Regions from separate parts of the Homo sapiens genome. Here all the other regions are linked to region 2. A link is a contact called in ENCODE Hi-C or POLR2A ChIA-PET data. All regions are on one chromosome and are shown on one strand. The core of a region is the stretch at or near the end of the contact, and the rest is flanking DNA. Distances in the headings are between cores, read along the strand shown. Region 1 holds the start of SMAD3-DT (SMAD3 divergent transcript). Region 2 holds the start of FEM1B (fem-1 homolog B). Region 3 overlaps SMAD3 (SMAD family member 3). Region 4 holds the start of AAGAB (alpha and gamma adaptin binding protein). Region 5 holds the start of KIF23 (kinesin family member 23). Region 6 overlaps SMAD3 (SMAD family member 3).

Evidence for each region. Hi-C counts contacts between places; a loop is a spot of excess contacts on that map. ChIA-PET counts read pairs that join two places held with the same protein, here RNA polymerase II (POLR2A). Pooled maps may share reads with other maps.
Region 1: a pooled map shows a loop between it and region 2 (4-fold over the local background). The contact joins the promoter of SMAD3-DT here to the promoter of FEM1B in region 2. A Hi-C loop is called at or near these places in 2 of 168 maps with a recorded cell type or tissue (gastrocnemius medialis and psoas muscle) and 7 of 50 pooled maps. POLR2A ChIA-PET finds 5 or more read pairs at or near these places in 1 of 52 experiments (PC-9).
Region 3: a map of gastrocnemius medialis shows a loop between it and region 2 (3-fold over the local background). The contact joins the enhancer-like site here to the promoter of FEM1B in region 2. A Hi-C loop is called at or near these places in 1 of 168 maps with a recorded cell type or tissue (gastrocnemius medialis) and 2 of 50 pooled maps.
Region 4: a map of CD8-positive, alpha-beta T cell shows a loop between it and region 2 (8-fold over the local background). The contact joins the promoter of AAGAB here to the promoter of FEM1B in region 2. A Hi-C loop is called at or near these places in 2 of 168 maps with a recorded cell type or tissue (CD8-positive, alpha-beta T cell and natural killer cell), 1 of 37 single-sample maps with no recorded cell type and 9 of 50 pooled maps.
Region 5: a map of CD4-positive, alpha-beta memory T cell shows a loop between it and region 2 (14-fold over the local background). The contact joins the promoter of KIF23 here to the promoter of FEM1B in region 2. A Hi-C loop is called at or near these places in 3 of 168 maps with a recorded cell type or tissue (CD4-positive, alpha-beta memory T cell and naive thymus-derived CD4-positive, alpha-beta T cell), 1 of 37 single-sample maps with no recorded cell type and 10 of 50 pooled maps.
Region 6: a loop to region 2 is called in a pooled map, with 5 times the contacts of the local background. The contact joins the enhancer-like site here to the promoter of FEM1B in region 2. A Hi-C loop is called at or near these places in 2 of 168 maps with a recorded cell type or tissue (gastrocnemius medialis and psoas muscle) and 4 of 50 pooled maps. POLR2A ChIA-PET finds 5 or more read pairs at or near these places in 1 of 52 experiments (activated T-cell).

Annotation. Positions count from the first base shown.
Region 1 is chr15:67,062,221-67,065,775 of GRCh38, forward strand. SMAD3-DT (SMAD3 divergent transcript) reads right to left here and starts at 1,962. Exons shown (of 6, transcript NR_135686.1): 1 at 896-1,962. SMAD3 (SMAD family member 3) reads left to right here and starts at 3,382. Exons shown (of 9, transcript NM_005902.4): 1 at 3,382-3,555. RefSeq lists enhancers at 328-472, 1,630-2,400, a cis regulatory region at 393-406 and a silencer at 3,159-3,555.
Region 2 is chr15:68,276,098-68,279,827 of GRCh38, forward strand. It overlaps FEM1B (fem-1 homolog B), which reads left to right and starts at 1,648. Exons shown (of 2, transcript NM_015322.5): 1 at 1,648-2,568. The coding sequence starts at 2,321. RefSeq lists enhancers at 1,644-2,545, 2,288-2,487 and a silencer at 1,928-2,257.
Region 3 is chr15:67,187,529-67,191,308 of GRCh38, forward strand. It overlaps SMAD3 (SMAD family member 3), which reads left to right. Exons shown (of 9, transcript NM_005902.4): 9 at 2,885-3,780. The coding sequence ends at 3,008. Among named protein-coding and RNA genes, the nearest start is that of SMAD3-AS1, 42 kb to the left of the region's middle. Within about 2 kb of position 2,028, at least 18 of the 41 ENCODE cell types and tissues checked have a DNase peak (open chromatin) inside an H3K27ac peak, as active enhancers do; they include gastrocnemius medialis, where a contact is called at or near this core.
Region 4 is chr15:67,252,604-67,256,385 of GRCh38, forward strand. It overlaps AAGAB (alpha and gamma adaptin binding protein), which reads right to left and starts at 2,058. Exons shown (of 10, transcript NM_024666.5): 1 at 1,956-2,058. The coding sequence starts at 2,028. It overlaps IQCH (IQ motif containing H), which reads left to right and starts at 2,183. Exons shown (of 21, transcript NM_001031715.3): 1 at 2,183-2,344. The coding sequence starts at 2,294. RefSeq lists an enhancer at 1,799-2,118.
Region 5 is chr15:69,412,797-69,416,185 of GRCh38, forward strand. It overlaps KIF23 (kinesin family member 23), which reads left to right and starts at 1,553. Exons shown (of 24, transcript NM_001367805.3): 1 at 1,553-1,680; 2 at 3,198-3,267. The coding sequence starts at 1,670. KIF23-AS1 (KIF23 and PAQR5 antisense RNA 1) reads right to left here and starts at 2,233. Exons shown (of 2, transcript NR_132971.1): 1 at 1,356-2,233. RefSeq lists silencers at 1,723-1,842, 1,873-1,952.
Region 6 is chr15:67,083,555-67,087,032 of GRCh38, forward strand. The region is part of intron 1 of SMAD3 (SMAD family member 3); the gene reads left to right. Among named protein-coding and RNA genes, the nearest start is that of SMAD3, 20 kb to the left of the region's middle. RefSeq lists an enhancer at 136-215. Within about 2 kb of position 1,762, at least 10 of the 41 ENCODE cell types and tissues checked have a DNase peak (open chromatin) inside an H3K27ac peak, as active enhancers do.

The DNA of each region.
Region 1 (3,555 bases), core at 712-3,211, 1.2 Mb before region 2:
AGCTATAGGTAGAGATCTGACTGTAGACAGAGGCTCTCTCTTAGGTGAGGGCACTCTGATAAAAGTTCTAGTCCTGATTTGGCTACTTATCTTCACAGTGCAAATCACCTTCCCTTACAGACATCACTTTCTGTCTGTGTAAGATGAAGATGATTTTAATGCTTTTTCTAGATTCACTACTTGTTGATTAAATACCCTTAAGCTAATGGGAAAATAATCAGAATTGAAGTCAGGTGTTTGTTTCTTTCGTGTATTTGGAGTGGCTGGCCTACCTGGGAGCCACTCCAAATACACGAAAACCCTCTGATGTGTCTATTCACGAGGTGAACTGTTCATAGGATGGACTATTCCCAGGGAAACAGTTGCTGTCTCCACTTCCATCCCACCTCTCCTGAACTTTGCACTTACCATGGTGAAAAATTAACTGGGCTAATGTTTCCCTCCCAAGGACAACCTCTGCAAAAGCAGGTATGGCTGGGCCCCAAAAGACCAGGTGCCAGAACAGAGTTGTACCCATCCAGAGCAGCCCACCCATTCACTGCCCAAAGTCAAGATCAAGAGAACATGCAGGGTCTTCTCAGCACTGGAAGAATCAGTTCCTCAGCCCTCCTCAGAGCTTTCTGAAACTGGACTTAGTCCCCCAGTGGAGGGACTTCTCTTGGAGAAACAGGCCTGAGGAGAAAGAACTAGCCCAGAAATGGCACTTATTAGACTTGTAGGTGGGTCCAGCACTATTTTTCTGCATGCACAGCTGTTCTTGTCACACGGATGCCAGCAGGGAAGCATGGTTCTGCCACACTAACTAGCTGGCTGCCTAGTTATTTCCTCCCCTCAGGAAAATGAGAGGGCTGAATGAGGGCCCCTTCCCATACCATGATTTTACAGGGTGAAGTACCTGTCAGGTCCTTCTACTACATGTAATCCTCAAATCTCTCTGACGCTCTTCCTCTACAGTGCAAATCACTCTCCTTCAGCAGACATTGCTCTCTCTGTAACATAAAGGACTTGAACTACAGGAGGACAGTTACAATGCTCTTTCTGGATCCACCACTCTGCACAGTGAGAACCGCTTGCTCCATTCTTACAGCGGAGAGAACGGACGCTGCCCAAGGGGAAGAAGAGAAAGAGCCGGGATTGGAAGCCAGGCCAGTCACTGATGGATCCTGAGCCCCTCTTACTTTCTTTGGCTACCTCTCAATGGTTGGACTTGTTCAGGTTAAGATTAACACTTTACTGGACGATGATGACTGCAAGGCCCCTGCCCATCTTTGCCCACTCAGTCACATCATCCTCATCCCCACCCTTTGATGCTTCTCTAGGCTGTGAACGCCTTGAAAACCTTAGTCTTTTATTTTGGAAGTTCAGGAACTGAATAGGAGGGCTGCAACTCAGAGCTGCTCCGTCAATGTGTGTTAAACTTATTTGACCTCCCTCCACCACTTTTCATGGCATTAGCAATGCAAACCTTTTCACATGAGCTTCCCACAGCCACCCTAGGAGATCGCGAGGGAAGCTACCTCTAGCCCCATTTTACAGGTGAGCAAATAATCCTTGCAGTGTTACAACAGTGTGCCCGTGTAGAGAACTGTTTTGCAAAGAGCTCGATCAATGATGTCATCTTTGCCTTCCGTGACCCAGGCAGCTGGGTGCAGTCTCAAGATCGGAGACTGAGGCTTCAACAAAGTATTGGGTTCAAATTCCAGCTCTGCCACTTGGAACCCTGAGTAAGTAATGTAATCTCTCTGTGCCTCCGTAAACGTGAGGCACAGGAACATCTACCTCACCAACCACTGTTAAGACTGAATCAAAGGGCAGCAGGCGGACTACCCGGAATGAAGAAAGCAATCAATAAATGTGGATTGTGTCATCCTTGTCTCTCTTGACGGACGGGAAGAGGAGAGTGAAACCTAAGACCACAGCGGCAGCGCGTTAACAGGAGGACCAGCAAGGAACGGAAGCCAGGTTGTCAAGCCTCAGTTGGCTTTCACGTATTCTCCTTTTCAGGCGGGTATTTAGGAAGAGAGGAGGGTGAGGAGCACAGCGCACTTCTGCAGCAGCAGCTGCGGATTGGCTTGTGGGAGGCGGTTCTCCGGAGCAAGGCAAGGGCCCCTGCCGCTTCTGGGCTGACTGTGGATTCCGCCACACCTCACAGGGCTTTGTAACTCCCCACCCACTTGAGGGTTCCAGATAACTTTTTTTTTTTAACAAAGCAGGGGTGGGGGTGGGAGATTCCTGCTGTTAAAAACAAACAAAGGGCTTAGACACCGGCTAGTCGGCTGCGGGAGGCAGCAAGAGAAAGGCCGAGGGGCCTGGAGTAGCTCCTGAAAACCGCCGAGGGCCCTGCGGGCAGACGCCCCTGAATTCTTTTGGTGGGGAGAAAAGCCGCGGAGCTCCCCAATGTGCCAATTGGTTTGTTGTTGTTTTGCTTTTTTTGAATACACAAACTCTCCGAAAACTCCTGTCTTGCCCCACTTTTTTGTGAGTTCATTGCTTTGGAAACAAAACTCTCTTCCATTTATTGGCAATTATCAAATTTCCGATCCTTCTCTATCAGGAGATCCAGCAACAAACACCCTGTTATGTAAATTTCTTTCAAAGATAAATTCGAAAGCCCCTCCATTCATTCCTTCAAGAACTCAACAGATGTCCTTGAGGCTCATTTTCTGCCGGGCACTCGGTTCACAAGGCTCAAGAGACCCCTGGCTCCAGCCATTGTCCAGGTTGTCACTGGTGTCCCCAGCTCTCCACTTCTGAGGACCCACTTCTCACCCCCTCCTCCTCCGCACACGTTCCCGAGGCTCTCGGCCGGTGTGATCTCACCGACTAGAGAATAAAAACAGCCCAGGGGCGCCGGCGCCGGCCAAGGGCCTTGACGGGGATCAGCAAGCGCGAGGCCAAGTGCGGGCCCCAACTTCCTGGGCCCGGGCCTTCCGCGCGCCCCCTCTCGGGCTCGGGTCCTCTCCAGGGTGCACTCGCGTCCGGACGACGCTTACTTGCTGCGAGTCCAACCCTCTCCGGCCCGCAACTCCAACCGAGCCGCCCGAGTGTGGACTCCGAGAGCGGACGCCACGGGCCGCGCTCAGCCCTCCCGCCCGAGGCCCCTCTCGCCGTGTTTCCCAGGACTTCCTCCCCGCGCCCGCCCGACTTCAGGTCGGGGCCGCGCAGGGTCCCGCGCGCTCCAGCCAGGACTGCCGCCGCCCGGGTCGCCCACGTGGGCGTGCTGGGCGCGGGGTGGTGGCCGGCCGGGCGCCCTCCCCGGAGCAGGGGGCGGGCAGGGCGCCCGCGGGAGGAGGTGGCGGGGCGCGGGGGAGGAGGCGGGGAGCCCCGGCGGCGAGGGGGCGGTGACAGCACTTGGAAAGGAGGCTGCACGCGGATTTGCATGAAACACAGACTGGGAGCGGGCGGGAGCGGGAGCGCGGCGCACGCCCCGGGCCGGCCCAGCCAGCGAGCGAGCGAGCGGCGAGCCGGGAGGAGGAGGGTGGCGGGGCGGTGAGGCCGCAGAGGCGGAGGGATCTGCGCATCAAAGCTAGCGAGGCGAGCGAAGTTTGGCCGGGG
Region 2 (3,730 bases), core at 398-2,897:
TCCCTGTCAAACACTGGGTTTTTTCATGACCCTGAAGTCCCCAAATAAACCAGCCAGCTTCCCCCACTTCTCTATCAGCTATTTCAGAGACGCTACCAGTAGAATCTTACCTTCAGCCCTTATTGCCAATGCTGTTTTTGTTTATGGTAAGGAGAAAAATAACTCGTGTTTCTGTAGGGATCTGCAATAAGTGGGTAAAGCTGAGCTGTAGAATGGAGAGAATTTGAGAAGTGACCCACACCTCCACCAATAGCTGCAATGGAAGTGAGGCCTTTACCTCCTAGAATTGGAATGGTGGGGTTCAAATAAAATAATGTATGTGAACTTGTTGAGCCGAGCCCAGTCCCTTGGAGCCACATAAATGCATTTGTTCTTTCTCTATGGTAAATTTTGTCCTTTGGGGAAGGGAGGAAGAGGGAGGAAGTCACTTTCATATTGAGTTTTTTGAGACTGTCCCAGAAGCTTCATCACCTACCATTCACTCCTACCATCCTAATCCAAGGCCTGTCCCCCTATCTACTCTTGCCTTCCAGAGTTTATTCTCCATACAGCAGCCAGAGTGATCTTTTTAAAAAACACAAATAGCATCTTGTCACTTCCCTCTTTAAAACCCTTCAAATGCCCCCATCACAGAGTAGACTTAAACCCTTTGCTATGGGTTATTAGGCCCTAACGTGTGTTGCATCCTCTGACTTCATCTATCATTCTTACTGTGGCCCACTCTGCTGCAGCCACACTGACCTTTCTGTTTCCGAGCTCACCAGACTGTTCCCTCCTCAGGACTTTTATATTAGCTGTCCCCTTTGCCTAGAATACCGTCTGTTCTTGTCACTTGTCATAGAGGTCTTGTCTGATCACCCAAACTAAATGAGTGCCCCCATCATTCTATTTCATTTGCTTCAGAGCAAATGGTAATGATACCAGTTCAACTGATCTTGTCTATCATTTGTTGACTTATTTGTTCCATTACTGAATCCCTAGTGCTAAGCAGAGCCTGGCACGTAGTCGACCTCTAATATTCATTGGATAAACGATCGTTTCAAATCCTAACAACAATCTTGTGATGTCTGTGAGAAAACGGAGGTTCTGCCGGCTCAGGATGAGATTCCTGCTCTGTCTGAACGCGGGACTCGCTTTCCTTCCCAGGATACCTCGCTCCTTCCACCGCGAGCGCAGCTCCCCTTCGCTCCCATCTTTCTCTCACACTTAACCCCTTTCTCCGGGAAAGTCAGGCCGTACTTCCAGTCCCTTCTCAGAGCCTGGTGTTGTGGCTCTCAAGCCCTCCCACATTTCGGGAACTCAGAAACGCCGCCCTTTTCCTGAAATGGACCCTCCGAGTACGCGCAACCCCTTCCCTAACCCCGGCTCAGGGGCAGAAGCAGGACCCGCACCGTCTATAGTAAAATAGGGTGGTCTCCTTAGCCCATCAGCTTAGCGCCCTCACTCCGCCCCCACTCCCTGGCTGGAGACCCTCAGGGCCGTTTAGGGGCCAGGAGGAGGTTCCAGGAGTCAAGGACATTGAGGACATCCAGGCCCAAACGGGATGGGCCAACTACGCGCAGCAGAACCTTTCTCTACCGGGCCCGCGTGTGCCCGCCGGTCGGCTTAGGCGGAGACACCCCACTTAGCGTCCCTCCCGCTCCCGCCCTCTCCTCCCGGCCCTGTCTGCGAAAGCTCGTCTTCCTCCCCGCCCAAGTTCCGGCGCCGCTCTTGCGGGAGCGTTCCGCATCGCCCCGGGGGCCCCTACGCGAGGATCTCCGGGGCCGTTGGCAGCGCCTGGCACTTCTGAGCTCGGCGGACGAGAGCCTGCAGGTTTCCTCCAGTCAGGGACGGCGAAGGGCGGAAAGCGCAGGAGGAGGCAGTGTTAGGCCTTAGGCCGGGTGGGCCGGGTCAGGAGAGACGCGCCCATCTTTCGCCATCCGGGGTGCGCGAGGTCCTCTCGGGACCCGGCCGGCGACCCGTAGCTCGGGCACGCGCCTGTCGCATCCCGCAGGAAGGAGGGGTCCGGCCTGAGGCCCGGGGCGGCGTCCGCCATGGAGATCCCCTCGGTCCAGGGCCGGCGCCTGGGACCTGGCGGGCGGCCCTGACCGCCTTCCTCCCTGCGCGGGCTGGGTCGCGGACGTGCCCTTCGCGGCACTCGGCCTCCTCTGCGTCTCCGCCTTCCCTGGGCCGCACTGCTGCCTGGGCGCGGCGGCGGCGACGGCGCCCTGTTGAATGGGCTGTGAGGGCCCAGGTTTAAAGCGCTGGCGAACGCGGCCTCCGGGGGCGCACGGCAGCTGCAGCGGTGGCGACCAAACGGGTGTTGGAGTTGGCGGCGGCCATGGAGGGCCTGGCTGGCTATGTATACAAGGCGGCCAGCGAGGGCAAGGTGCTGACTCTGGCCGCCTTGCTTCTCAACCGGTCTGAAAGCGACATCCGCTATCTGCTTGGCTATGTCAGCCAGCAGGGAGGGCAGCGCTCCACGCCCCTCATCATCGCAGCCCGCAATGGACACGCAAAGGTGGTACGCTTGCTCTTAGAACATTACCGGGTGCAGACTCAGCAGACTGGCACCGTCCGCTTCGACGGGTAGGTACATCCCAAGCCAGCCTCTCTCCGACGCGCGCGGACTCGTTAATTCACGGGCCCTCCCCTCCCTCACCCTCTCTTACCCTCTCTTCATGTAGGTACTCACTTCTCCCCTTTTTGTACCACCTCCTGCCCCACTAATGCCCACTTCATCTTCCAGGGCTAATAATCCATCCCATGTTTTGCTGCCCGTCCTCATCAGCCCCTACCCCTCATTCCCTCTGTGGGAAGATAACCACACCCTCGGCCTTGAAATCTAATAGTCGTCTTCTCTACTAGATAGTCTGTGAACAAGCCATTTGGAGGAGGTGGCTGCCTTTCCAGGTTTTACTTTTAGTGGAACTGGTGATGTAACTGATCAGAAATTAAGGAGGTCAGCGGTTAACATTGAAGAACTCCGAAAGAGTTATTTGGGCATCCATTTTTACTCCCTTCAAGTGAGTGGTTCCGTAAAACCTTCAGTGGGCTGCTGGGCTTTAATGTCAAAATAAGCACCTAGAACCAGCAGCAGCTGCAGCATCATGAGGGATTGTCACGCAGCCAGACATCTCAAGACATGATTCTGATTCCTCCACGTTGCTCGGTGTAGATATATTGGCTACTAAGATGGCATTGGACCTGATGTGGGAGATGATGCCATTCTTAAATTACATCTTATCCCGTGATGTTGTGGGGAAGCTTGATCATTTACTGTTAGTTGAGGTGGGAAGTTTAAAAATGCACATTGTTATGCCTAAGATTTGCCCTTTGAGTTTAATTGTACGAATTTTTGGGTATTTGACCAGAATTGTCAGGTTTGACATTATCCTCTTTTCTATGCTGGAGGATTATAACACGTTTTACAGATTACAACTGTATAACGATTTTGCTACATATGTTTTGGTTGACTTGTGGTAGTACATAAGCTATTTTAGCATTTTTTTTTTCTTTTGAAGTCAGTAGGGTCTGAGCATAAAAATATATATCTTTAGTTTTTGGTGATTAGAAACTGCCTGGCTAAAACTCGACTGAAAAAAACATTTCTTCTTTAAGATGACTAGGGAAATGTTCTGTTTCGGTTGATTCTTTTTTAGGTTTAAACAATAAAAGCTTTTTCTTCTATTTTAGATGAGTGGAAAATATTCATAGCATTACATCTTAATGAAATGGTAGCCCATGGGCA
Region 3 (3,780 bases), core at 778-3,277, 1.1 Mb before region 2:
TACATCAGGGGACCCAACTCCAGGTGACTCTGGACAGCAGAGCAGGCAGGGCTCCTCAGAGATGAGCTAGGCCAGCCCTAGCGTCAAGAGCAGAAAGACCAAAGATCAGAGAGAGGCCAAGGCCTGGCAGGCAGGAGGGGCCGGGCCAACAGCAGATGATGAGGAATTGCAGAACGATGTTTGCTGGCACCGAACAGCTGTAGGCACTGTAAACACACGCTCCATCTTATCCTCATCCCAGCCCTGGGTGGGGATGCCAGCATCATCCGTACAGATGAGAGAACTAAGGCCCAGGGAGGGAGAGTGACTTGCCTGCAGTCACACTGGTAGAAGAGCTGTGTCTAGAACTCTGCCCTCTTGGCTTCTTCCTTAGTCTCATTTTAGGCAGATGGCTTTAGGATGACCCTCTTCAGGAAGTTAGGTCTTCAGCTCATTGTTCCTCTCCTCCTCTGTTGCTCCATTTCTGACTCAGGGACCCTGGTGATGCTGAGGAGCCCAGGATATTAAAACTGAGAGTCCGGGAAGGGAGGAGGAGATTTGGGTAGTTATAAAGGAACAAAATTTTCTCGCTGAGAAATGACTTTTTTAGAGTCCTACATACTGGTTTCTTTTTCTTTTTCTTTTTTTTTTTTTTTTTTTTTGAGATGGAGTCTCACTCTGTCATCCAAGCTGAAGTGAGTGGCACCATCTTGGCTTACTGCAATCTCTGCCTCCAGGACGTGCCTCAGCCTCCCAAGTAGCTGGGACTACAGGTGCGTGCTACCACGCCTGGCTAATTTTTTGTATTTTAGTAGAGAGGGGGTTTCACCATGTTGCCCAGGGTGGTCTCGAACTCCTGAGCTCAGGTGACCCACCTGCCTCAGCCTCCCAAAGTGCTGGGATTACAGGCGTGAACCACCATGCCCGGCCCTAGATACTGGTTTAAACATGGCCCTGATATAGTCAGGTCTACCTGGTCTGCTTGGTTGAATCTCTCAGGCCATCCTGCTTTGGGTTTAGAGAATCCAGTCCCTTTTCTTTCCACTCACGGACCAAAGTTTGCGGAGAGGCAGGGCTGTGTGCCCCCGCCTTCTGCTCCACACTCCCCCCTGCCAGCCGCCAGCTCCTGCGGCAGATGCAGAGGTGCCCACATGTCAGCTAGAGCCAGCGCCTTGCAAGCTACTCTCCCTTTCTCTTCATTTTTCCAGATGTTTGGAATCCATTTTGTTTTGCAGTCATGCTGCACTCAGGCCAAACCCATTTCAATATTGGCCTTGGGCCACCGTTTGTAATGAAATCCAGATGAGCATGACTTATGGAAAGTCAGATTCTCATTAGAGGATTTCATCCTGTAAAATCCTCCTCTTCCACTTACCGTATTTTAGCTGCTGTTCTTCTGTGTCTGCCCCAGGGTGTCAGGGAACACAGCCCCTTGGTTTCTTGGGTGTCTCTGAAATCCAGGAGTGACCAGTGGAGCAATCAAAGTGGTCAGACCTCAAAAGAACTTACAACTATGTTATGGCCTGAAGAGATCAGCCCAGGCCCAAAGGTCTAGCCAGAGAAATGTTTTAAGCAATCTTTTAGCCCTGGCTTAGCTCATTTAGGGAACAGGAGTGAAAGGTTAGAAAATTAATCTTTTTTTAGTGAAGAAGGGAAATATTTAAAGATGGACTGCAGTGGAAAAGAGTAAGGGGATGTCCATTTGCTCTTCTTATACCAGACTGTAGTCTGGAGGGCCACACTCAGGTACCCTCGCTCGTGCAGACACCCCAGGGTCTGTCTGCAGGCCCATTTCTCAACCTCCCTGCTACACAAGCAAAGTAGAGGCCAAGCAAGGAGGGTGGTGCCTTCAAGACAGCAACACTGTTCCTGGTGTGGCATTGCAGCTCTCCCGCTCCAAGTGCTAGGAAGAGGCTCTTTGGTGGCAGAGCCTTTCCCTGGGGACACTATCACCACGCGGGATGTCCTGCCAGCACACCCAGTCCTCTGTGGCCCACCGCGTCACCGCTGCCTGGCAGCACTGCACAGCAGCCTGACGGGCGGGCGCGGCCCCTTCCCAGAACAGCCTTGTCGTCCTCCTGCCTCTTGGGCCAAGGAGAGTAAGGTTTCAGCTCTTCTCTCTGTGAGGTGGCTGAAAGCAGGGCCCAGGGCCCACACCTCTCACCTCCAGCTGGCACCAGCGACTCCAGCCTCAGCAGATAGCCTTTGCTCAGTGGAGGCCTTTGGGAGCCTGCCTGCAAGCTGCGTCATCAACCAGCCTGAATTTAGACAAAGTGCTTTGGGGAAAAGAAACGTGTGGTGTGCCTTGTTTTTTTCCAGTAATTGTTCCATGGCTCGTTCTGCTTGTAAGATTTTCCAAAATAAGGCCGTAGATGAGAATTATATCAGCACATTGGGAACCGAAGGCATGCGGACACTGTTGGCGCTTTGTAAAAAACACCCCTCAATCAGACAGACACACGTCATCGTCGCCTGCTGGGGCTGGGCCCAGATTTCGAGATAGGGGAGCGGCACGTGCCCGTTTGGTACAGATGGGAGCCAGGAAGCCCTTTGCTCAGGATGGAGGTCTCCTCTATTAGGGGGCCTGTTACAGTAACTGGTGGGCCTCTGGGGTACCCTGCAATTGACTTTACATATTTAACTCTTTGCCATTGACTTTACATGTTTAACTCTTTAAAGTCGACTTCCTTCCCCCTCAAGAGAACTTAATTTACTCAAAGTCCTCCCTGGGTAGAGGAGTTTGGCCGGGTAGTTTCAGCAAGTTACTGGTACCGCTTCTAGGACAGCGTCTAACAGCATCTTTGGGAAGATGACTGTCACCAAAGCAGAAAAAGCTTTCTGACTTGTGTAACCCCCTGGAGATTTTTTAAGTCCCCCACCCCACCCCTTTCCCTATTTCTTACAGGAGACAGACTGTGACCAGTACCCCCTGCTGGATTGAGCTGCACCTGAATGGGCCTTTGCAGTGGCTTGACAAGGTCCTCACCCAGATGGGCTCCCCAAGCATCCGCTGTTCCAGTGTGTCTTAGAGACATCAAGTATGGTAGGGGAGGGCAGGCTTGGGGAAAATGGCCATGCAGGAGGTGGAGAAAATTGGAACTCTACTCAACCCATTGTTGTCAAGGAAGAAGAAATCTTTCTCCCTCAACTGAAGGGGTGCACCCACCTGTTTTCTGAAACACACGAGCAAACCCAGAGGTGGATGTTATGAACAGCTGTGTCTGCCAAACACATTTACCCTTTGGCCCCACTTTGAAGGGCAAGAAATGGCGTCTGCTCTGGTGGCTTAAGTGAGCAGAACAGGTAGTATTACACCACCGGCCCCCTCCCCCCAGACTCTTTTTTTGAGTGACAGCTTTCTGGGATGTCACAGTCCAACCAGAAACACCCCTCTGTCTAGGACTGCAGTGTGGAGTTCACCTTGGAAGGGCGTTCTAGGTAGGAAGAGCCCGCAGGGCCATGCAGACCTCATGCCCAGCTCTCTGACGCTTGTGACAGTGCCTCTTCCAGTGAACATTCCCAGCCCAGCCCCGCCCCGCCCCGCCCCACCACTCCAGCAGACCTTGCCCCTTGTGAGCTGGATAGACTTGGGATGGGGAGGGAGGGAGTTTTGTCTGTCTCCCTCCCCTCTCAGAACATACTGATTGGGAGGTGCGTGTTCAGCAGAACCTGCACACAGGACAGCGGGAAAAATCGATGAGCGCCACCTCTTTAAAAACTCACTTACGTTTGTCCTTTTTCACTTTGAAAAGTTGGAAGGATCTGCTGAGGCCCAGTGCATATGCAATGTATAGTGTCTAT
Region 4 (3,782 bases), core at 808-3,307, 1.0 Mb before region 2:
TTTACTTAGTATGCACTAGTTTTACAATGAAACAATTAAAGAAAAAAGAGGAAGGAAGGAAGAAAAGAAGGAAGAAAGGAGGGAAGGGAGAAAATAGGAAGGAGCACTGCTTAAAGGTAAGAAAATGGCCTAATTAGACCAGTTAGTAACCACTTAGTTAAATGCTATAATTAAGCTTTTACCCTAGCAAGGAACTTTCTAAGTGATCACAAATGATAACTAAGTCATATAATATCTGCACTGAAGGGACATCTTACCTAATTCTGTCATTTGACAGGTGTAGCAAAGAAATTATAATTATACAATGCTTTACAGTTTACAAAGTGTGTTCAAAATGTCACATCATCTGTCCTTCAAATACTCCTGAAATAGGCTCATATGCCCCATTTTAAGGATCAGGAAATTGAGGGTTACAGAGATAGTAATGTGCCTTAATAATAATGTCTATGATTTATCAAATGTTTACTATGTGCCAGACTCGGGGATAAGCACAATCTTGCGAAAATTATCCCTATTTTATAGATAGAAGGTGAAGGGGCCGGGCGCGGTGGTGACTCACACCTGTAATCCCAGCACTTTGGGTGGCAAAGGCAGGCAGATCACTTGAGCCCGGGAGTTCCAGACCAGCCTGGGCAACATGGCCAAACCCCGTATGACGGGGGGGGGGGGGGGCAATTAGCCGGGCGTGGTGGCACACACCTGTAGTCCCAGATACTTGGGAGGCTGAGGTAGGGGGATGGCTTGAGCCCAGGAGGCAGAGGTTGCAGTGAGCCGAGATAACGCCACTGCACTACAGCCTGGGCAGCAGAGTGAGACCCTATCTCAAAACAAAAATAAAAAAAAGGAGAGAAAAGAGAAAGTGAAGGGTAGCCAGGCACAGTGGCTCACGCCTGTAATCTCAGCACTTAGGGCGGCCAAGACAGGAGGATCACTTGAAACCACGAGTTGGAGACCAGCCTGAGCAACATAGCAAGACTCTGGCTCTACAAAAAATAAAAAAATTAGCCAGGGTTCGTGGTGTGAGCCTGCAGTCCCAGTTGCTCGGGAGACTGAGGCAGGAGGATCGCTTGAGCCCAGGAGTTCGAGGCTGAAGTGAGCTATGATCGCATCACTGCACTCCAGCCCGGGCGACAGAGCAAGTTCCCGTCTCTTTAAAAAAAAAAAAAGAAAAGAAGGAAGGAATGTAGGTAGGTTAGGTGACTTGCTCGAGATCATACAGCTAAGTCACTGCTCTGATTCTAAGCCATACACTTAAAACAGAAGTCTTGAGTTACCTATAATTCAACTTCACAGAGCCCTTTAGTAGAGTTGGCTTATTATCCAGTCCCATGTTCTCTCTTTTAAGAGTTAGTAAGTCTGACAGCCATTATGAGGGTCTACAAGCAAAAGCACTAGCCCAATCATACCCAAAAACTCATGTTGGCGGAGAGCCCATGCCTCAGATGAAAGGCGTGAATAACTAGAGTGGAGCGGACAAAGCTAACAAGTCTTATAATGTACACATTAAGAAGCAGAATAAACTTCAGAGTAAATACGCAGAATAAACTTCAGAATTCAGAGTAAACACTCTCTCCCGGAGCAGCAAGGATAACAACATCACGATATCAACAATTCCAGCACCTTACACTCCTGTAACCTAGCGCAATTTCCGGAGAGCCTTCAGGTTCATCTCAACGGATCCTCGCAAAAACCTGTGGCCTGGGCTGAGCAGAGCGGGAAATCAGTCTCACTTTACACAGGAAGCCGAAAGGAACGCCGAAGAAGGCCGAGTGGGCAGAAAAGCACGAGATTAAGAGATAGGGGCAGCCACCTGGGGAGACTGGGCGCCTCCACTGACTGGAGGAAGAACGCAGGGCCCGCTGCGGGGACAAGGCCCAGAGAGGCCGTGGTGCTGGGTCCGTCGCCCGCTGAGGCTCAGGGGCCTTGGAGGTCGGCCCAGGCGCCTATCTACTCACGTTGGACCAGCTGGTCTCCTGAGAAGACGGAGGAGCAGCTGGTGACTAACGCACAGGGTACGCCAGCAGCCATAGCTGCGCTCGCGAGCCGGTTCCGTCAGGCAGCCGCTTCCGCCTTGGGCTGCACCACGGCCGCCGGCGCGAGGGGGAGACAGGCCGGAGAGGGCGTTCTCGGAATGACCAGGCTGGCCTGACCCCGCCCCTAGACCCCCTTCCGCTCCCAGCGTGGAACAGGCCAGGTCGCGCGCGGTGTTGCCATGGGGACGAGCGGCTCCGGCTGAAGGTTTCCGTGCTTGGAAACCGCGCCTCCGCGGAGGTAGCCGTTCCCTGACCTAGCCATGGCACAGAACACTGAAAACCACGACCCTGTCGGATCCATCTTAATCCAGGTGGGAAACGGGCTTCCCCCGGCCCTGCCCTGCCCAGCCGCGCCACTTCCGAGCGAGGTCCCGCGCGCCGATTCACCGACGCTCACCCATTTGGTGCGCCGCCCCTAGACTCCCTCCAACTCGCGAGAGGCTCCCAAAAATGCCCACCCAGACCTTCCCCCACGGCCCAGCACACTCCCGGTGACTTACCCTGTAGGTTACGCCCCAGAAGCAGGACTTTCTGCCTCTGGGAAAACTCTAAAACCGTTCACCCGGAACCTTTACTTCAGAAAAATTAACCTCACGCTGAGGCATCATTTTTAAATGTTATATTCTGAAAAATTTGAACCCATGACGTCGGGAGTGGAGGAGAGACAAATCGGACACTCTAGGAGGTGATAAGAAATTTGGAGACAAATTGAAATATGTGAATTGCTTTTCTTAAACACCCCAGTTTTTTAGATCTAAATGTTCCTCATTGGAGAACACACAGAAAAATCAAGATAACTTGGAATGAAAAAATGTGACATTTAAAAACTTAGTGAAAGACCTTTTTAATTTGAGAGGGGAAATGTCAAGAAAGTCTTGTCCAATACAGCTCAATTTGTAATAGTTGCACTCAGATGTTTCTGAAATGATCATGGCATTTTGTTTTCACATTTATGTGAGGTAACTTTAAGATATTTCCACATATATCATCGGTTTTAACTATCACATATATAATAGCTGCATTTGACTAAGTCTTGAAGTCATTTGTCTAAGGTCACTCTGTCAGGACTGTCACTCAGTTGGTCTGAAGTGGGTCTTACTCGTCAAAGGGATCTAATTTTTCTGGCAGAATTTTGATCTCTTACCTCCCATCTAGGAGAGACTTCCCTAAATGTACCTTTTCCCAAATACAAGCCCCTGAACTCACCAATTTCATAGACTTCCCCATTAAGAATCATACCTAATCTTACCTGATCTTTTCTCACCCTCACTTTCACCATCACGCAGCAATGAGTTTAGCCAAACTGCGAAGTCTGAGGGAACGGTCCACAAAAAACTGCCCTAACTTCAACACTCACTACCTGCAAGTTCAGGGGTCCCCAGAACCACCTCACTTCAGACCAGCTGGGTACAAACTTAGGGGCCCCATCACCACCCTCACATTCAATGATTCACTAGAACTATTCGCAGAGCTCAGGGAAGTGCTGTGCTCACATCTCCAATTTTATTATAGTGAAGGCATACAAATTAATCAGCCAAGGAAAGAGATGAATAGGACAGAGTCCAGGAGGGGTACAAACATAGAGCTTTTGGTCATCTTATCCCTGTGGAGTCATTGACGTCATTACCTGCATTACTTCCTCCCAGCCATGATATGTGACAATATGCATAGAATATTGCAACTAGAGAAGCTTATCTGAGGCTTTGATGTCCAGAGTTTTTACTGGGGCTCAATCTCACACTGCCCTTG
Region 5 (3,389 bases), core at 303-2,802, 1.1 Mb after region 2:
GATGAAGAATGGACAGCTGTGTAGAAATGTGATTGTACAAAAGGAGTATGATCTAATAGTAACAGACTGAAGGAGGAATCCAGCAAGTCCTGTCTGTTCAGATTCTTCTTGGCCTCTCTGTGCAGCTTTCCTTCTTCCTGAGTGTAGGGCAAGACCCTTTTGGAACGAGGGTCTTATGACAAGGTACATCAAAGAATGTCTTTATGGCCAGCTCTTACACAAAAAGGTGGGGGAAGGCTAGATTAATATTTCTAGGTTTTTCTAGAATAATGTTTCTGGCTTGCTTGGGAGAAAAGGGGTTCTAGTTTCCATGACCCGCCTTGGGGAACAGAAATTCTGGTTTCTATTATTTGCTTTAGGAGACACAGAGGGGTGGGAGACAAGAGGGCAGGAGAAAGTCAGAGACAGACTTTGCTTTTAAGGCTTCTCTGAGGCACTTTCAGTCTTCTTTAGTTCAAAGCACTCAGTGTGCCAAAGAGCCATACTCTGGGGTGTCGTTTCCTGAGCACCAACAATATTGGCCAAGGACATTGTGACTATCCTTACCAGTGCTGTGGTCCTTTAGGAAGTTGAGAAGGGGCTAGAGTTCCATGAGAGCCCAGGTGTAGATGTGTATTTGGTAGTCATCGGCTTAGGGTCAAAGACAGAAGTGATATAGAATCAGTTCATCTAAGGCAAGAGTAGGTTCAAAAGGTTGCCCCTTAAGGGTAAGGACCAAATTTTATTCATCTCCGTAAGGCCAGGATCAAACACAATCAAGATTTGATAAAACAGGCCGGGCGCAGTGGCTCACGCCTGTAATCCCAGCACTTTGGGAGGCCAAGGTAGGCAGATCACCTTAAGTCAGGAGTTCTAGACCACCCTGGCCAATATGGTGAAACCTCATCTCTACTAAAAATACAAAAATTAGCTGGGCGTGGTGGTGCGCGCCTGTAATCCCAGCTACTCGGGAGGCTGAGGCAAGAGAATTGCTTGAACCTAGGAGGTGGAGGTTGCAGTGAGCTGAAGACTGCAGTCCAGGCTGGGCGACAGAGCAACTCCACCTCAAAAAATAAAAAAGGAAAAAAAAAAGATTTGATAAAATAATGTACATATAGGACAGAGCTGGAGGGAAACCCAGGAAAGGTGAATCAGAGAGAGAAAAGACGCCAAGATAATGTGGTGACTTGGGAGCCAGAGAGACGGAGCCTGAGACTTGGAGCAGGGCACAGCACAGGAATACAACACTTTTCACCAGAACGACATTCCGACCTCTGAATCAACCCTGGAAAGGCCCTTCCATTGAACTTCTTGTGATGGAGGAAAAGAAACCCTCAGTTTCGTCATCGCAAGGCGGAAGAGTTTAAATACCATACCTCAAGATCTCCCTCCAGCCCTGACACGCGACTCCGCGGCCCTTTCAGCGTCGGTCGCCTAGGAGACAAGCGCCACTTCCGGCAGCGAAGTCACTTCCGCGGAGGTCCTGCCTCTCCCTGCGGACGGGCGCTGATTGGCCCGTTTGAAATGCGCCAGGCGGGAGCTCACCTGGGCTCTTAGCGTCGCCGCCGGCTTCGCAGAGCACCGCGCCTTAGCCGCGAAGTTCTAGTTCTTGCTGCCGGTCCTAACGTCCCGCAGTCTTCGCCAGCCAGCCGTCCCGCATGCGCGTTTGGGCGGCGTGGAGCCTGCTGCCATGAAGTCAGCGTGAGTACGAGGCCGCCGAGCAGGGAGAGAGGGCGGACGGGGGCCGAGGCCTCGGGGCTGGGGGCAGGCGTCTCCACTCAGGCCGCGGCCGTACGCGGGCAGCGCGGACAGCATCCCGCCCGGTGCTGCTGCGGCCGCGACCCCAAAGTGGGAACCTCCACGTGTGGCCGCTCCGCGGGAGCCTGGGCGCGGAGACCCCTGCCGCGTCGCCCCCCGCCGCCCCGCCTGGGCCTCCAAGGGGCCAGGAAGGGTCGGCCCGGAGCCGGGGTTGTTTTACGCCGCACCCGGTTCCCGGGGGCGGGGCAGTCCTCCTCGGGGTCCCGGGACAGCCTTTCCCTTCTCCCTCGCTGGCTGCCGCCGCCTCCAGAGTGCAGTTGGCCAACTTAGTGCGGGTCGGAGGTGGTCTCGTGTGTGGAGCAGAGCGAGTGTGCTGGGCATTGGTTAGATGGGCTCCGTTTCTGGAGAGCCCTGGCACCGGTGATCGCCGCTAGCTTTTTTTTCAGCCGAGCACCCTGTCCTTGAGGCCGAGCCCATCCGCTTACACAGGCCAGTTACTTCTGCTGTATTTTGTGGCCGCAGAGAACCTCCGCCCACATTCCTAAGCTAATATTTTCGGCGCAGCATCATTCCTGGGTAAAGAAATATTTGTCGTGCAAAGGAGAGGATTGGCTTTATTACCATTTAGGGAGTCGTTTGCAAAAGACAACTTGTTTATTAAGAGGCCGAAGTCAAAATCTTTAGATGAAAAAAATTATATATAAGAAATATACGTTGAGTTTAACTTAAGCCCACCACAAAGTATTTTGCACTGAATAACACGAATTTGCTTGTGTTTCATCTGAGAATATGTTTGGAAAAATATTTTTAAACTACAGTCGAAGCCAATAATCTTACTTAATTTTAATGTGTTAAATGTATATCTAGCCTATAGATAAATGTGAAGGGAAAAAGATGAGATGCTAGAGAAATGGTGAAATCAATCAAAATAACTTTTTGATTGCCCCTACTTAAGAAACCAAGAAATTGGCAGTTTGGGACCAGATTTTGTTTGGAGACAAAGAGTAATGTTTTGAGCATTCAATGACTGGTTGTTCCTTGAAAGTACAGGCGTAACCCTTGACGAAAGAATGGTTTCCTCCATGTGCATTTTTATAGTGTATTGAAGTTAATCGCTTGTCAGTCTGTAAAGTGTGGGCAGTTATAATTTGTAGTGCCTCTGTTAAATTGTTGCTCAAGAAAATATGCAAGCCATTTTAAGTATAGAACTAATCAGAGAATAAGTAGGTAGCTTTGGTACCAAAAATGTATTCTAAAGCAAATTTTAATTACTTTTGGATTACGCATGCCACAAACACTCTGCTACTATGATTATTAATGTTATTTGGGATGCAGTGTTTTGCAACTGCTAAGGGATAATTTACAGATAACCTAGAAAGATTGTATAAGTTTTAGGTGAGGCTTTTGTATTCGTGTTGAACTGAAAAAAAAGTTATTATTATTTTTTAATCTATGACCAGGAGAGCTAAGACACCCCGGAAACCTACCGTGAAAAAAGGGTCCCAAACGAACCTTAAAGACCCAGTTGGGGTAAGGTATCCCTGTAAATTTATGTGTGGTGTTTAAGAAACTTATCTCTTCAGTCCTTTCTGTCTTATGTGTATGCTTGGAAGGGAAAGAAGAAGACATGTGGAAGTATAATCAAAGAACAT
Region 6 (3,478 bases), core at 512-3,011, 1.2 Mb before region 2:
AACCATATGCTGGACATCATTCTGCCCAGCTGGGCTGAGTCAGAATTGCAGTTCAAACTACTTCTGCTCTCCCTGGGTTTCGTGTGCTTTCAATGTGGGGATATCTTCCAGATCTGCAGTTCTCCAGAGCTAGGGACCCCTCAGCTCCAGCTGCTCTCTGGACAATACCTGAACATCCCTACAATATCTGAAATTGAATGTTTGCCATTTCTTCTTCTTTCTCCTCACACAACCTACTCTGATGTTCATGATTACTGGAGCCCCCAGGTTCTAAAAAGTGTTGAATTAGCAAGTGAACAAATAAAATGAGACCCAAAGAAACTGTGATCTTAGCATCCTGTTTTCTGGGTGAGGTTGAGGGTCCTTGGCCTCTCTTGCTGGTGGAGATGGGCTTTATGACTTTGGGGAAGTCAACTTGACTTCCTGGGTGTTGGTCTTCTCTTCTACAAAATGACAAGCTTGAAGGGAGAATCTGAAAGAATCTGTGTATCCGTTCTCAGATTTTCTTTTTTTTTCTTTTTTTTTTTTTTTTTTTTTTTGAGATGGAGTCTCGCTCTGTCGCCCAGGCTGGAGTGCAGTGATGCGATCTCGGCTCACTGCAAGCTCTGCCTCCGGGGTTCATGCTATTCTCCTGCCTCAGCCTCCCGAGTAGCTGGCACTACAGGCGTCTGCCACCACACCTGGCTAATTTTTTTTTTTTGTATTTTTAGTAGAGACGGGGTTTCTTTGTGTTAGCCAGGATGGTCTCCATCTCCTGACCTCGTGATCTGCCTGCCTCGGCCTCCCAAAGTGCTGGGATTACAGGCATGAGCCACCGTGCCTGGCCAGTCTCAGATTTTCATGATAGCCCTCTGAACTCTCCTTGGCTTCTTGCCTTTGGCTGTTTTCTCAATGCATATATTTTCCTGGGGGACAAATCTAAGTTTTCATCTGATGCTCTGCCTTCAGAGGGGAACCATTCCTTAATGACCTATTTAATTGTATTATCATTGTTGTTTAATTCATCACATATTTACTGAGCTTCTTTTGTTGGTGGTGGTGCCATCAGACACAGTGGTCCAGGAGCTGCAATGCGTTGCTGATGAGGATGGTCACACATAGCTCTGCCCTCATGGAGCGTCCCAGGGTGAAATGAGACCTCCCCTGAGAACCGACTCCCAGGGTAGGGGAAATCAGTCTGCAGGCAAAGAGGAATTCAAATTTAGCCTGAAGCACAGGTTTTCTGTGCTTCTAGGCACCGGCTGCATTCCAACCGTAGTGCCATAAAAATACAGGAAGGAAGGGAAACGTGTTCACAGGTTGGTTAGAGATGTGGAAACCAACAATCAGCTCTCTCTTATCCGTAAGAAACTAGAATCTACTGCTGGCTTCAGTCCCTCAGACCTGCTGCTCAACAGAGTGCCCTTTCAAACCTGGGTTAGACTCTGTGCTAATGGCTTTTTTCATGAACCTCAGACAGCCGGAAAGTATATTCTTTGAGGATTATGATCGACTAGGATGCTCGGGAATCTTTAAAGAGAAGCACTATCTTGGCTATATTTGCCCTCAGTTGTTTTAAGGCCAGTGAGGAGACTGAGCATTTCAGAGGTGAAGCATTTAGAGGATGGCCTCTGAAAGCATACGGCTCAGTAAACAACTGACCCATCCTTTGTCACCGTTTTTGTCCAGCGGCTGTCACCATAGGGGCTCCTCTGGTGTGGAGGAGAGAGAATTAGAGGCAGCAGGCCTGGGTTCTAGGTCTGCCTCATTGTGAACCAGCTTCAGGACCTTGGGTGAGTCACTTTTCTGCCCTGGCCCCTGGCTTCCTCTTCTATAAACTGAAGGTGTTGGCTTAGCAGGATTTTAAAGTTTCTTCCACCTTAAAAACTCTGATTCCTGCACTTGCATTCAAAGAAATGACTCTATTACTCATTTGAATAGTTTCAGAATCACTGTATAGTCAACTCTGGACTAGAAATGGGGGCCTGCAGTTGAGGACAGGATGGAAAGAGGTTTGGGGTTCAGGGTGGGCTGTGAGGGCTAGGATTCTTGATTCCTCATGATTTGCAATTGGTTGTTGGTGTTACCATGGAAGGTTCTCAACCATGGCTGCTTTTAAAAATTTTGATGCTCAGACCACCCCTGGAGACCAGTGAATTTCAAATTTCTACAGGCCGGCCTGGGGAAATCCATGTTTTTTAACTTTCCTAGGTGATTCCGGTATGTGGCCGGGATTGAGAATCACAGCCATAGATGCTTATGTAAAGCTGTGTTCAGTGTTACAGGCATCTGTTCTGGGTGGAAAGTGATAGTGGTTGGTCAAAAAAAAAGCGTGCACACACACACACACACACACACACACACACATACACAGAGAACAGCTCTAGGTTCTGGAAGTGTGTTGATTTGGTCACCACAAGTGCTGGTGGTGAGTAGTTGCCCTGAGGTTTGGAGTTCCAGTTCCCTCCTATCTCTGGGTCAGTGGTTTCTCAACATCTTTGAAGTAGTGAAACCATCTGTAGTTGGTTATTTCTGCTCAGAAACTCACAGTACAAAGTGGGGGGTGGTGCAGGGGGGTGGAGCTGGAATGGATTAAACAGGCCCTTACAAATGCCCACACTTTTTTCATGAAACTAAGTTAGAGGCCTTAGCCAACTCCAGCATACCTTAGTGTCAGTTCTTTGGCATTGCCCCGGTGGATTCTAGGGGCTGTGAAGGCTGTAGGGGTGTGTGTTACTCCCTGCTGCTTTGGTGAGAGAGTGTCCCTGTCTTTGGCTGAGAGCATCCTGTCCTGCCACTTCATCAGCAGTAGCATCTAAACAGCCCTTGAAGGGAATCAGTATCTACAGCCTAAGAAATCTGATGGGACACATCTCTCTGCATTAAAATATTAACAGAAAAGGTCAAACTGGGAAGGGGCAGCTAAGTTGGAATATCTCATTCAGGTAAAGGGATGGGCTTGTGGATCCTTAATTGGTGTGAAATGCGCCCTAGGAGGGGAGACTATATCAGTGCTGAAAGCCCTTGAGGGCTTTCACAGATGAAGGGGGATGGTATGAGAAGCTTTACAAATAACAAGGTTTGAGATGCAGTTGTAGACACATGCCAGATGTAGGTTGCTATTTTCTCAGCTCAATGAGGAATCTGTCAAGGCACTCTTAGAAATGGAAAATATAGTTCCTGCCCTCAGGAACTATAGTGTCACGTGATAGCAGTGAAGACCTTCTATGTCCTGGCCACACAGTGAGGATCAGAAGACAGAGCATGGAGAGTGGAATGGGACACATGGATCAAGGAACGTGGACCTGAGCAAGCAAAAGCAAGTCACTCGGGTCCCACTATCACATTGCATATCTTCTCCTTTTTTTTTTTTTTTTCTGAGACGGAGTTTCGCTCTTGTTGCCCAGGCTGGAGTGCAGTGGTGCGATCTCAGCTCACTACAACCTCCACCTCCCAGGTTCAAGCGATTCTCGTGCCTCAGACTCCCAAGTAGCTGGTA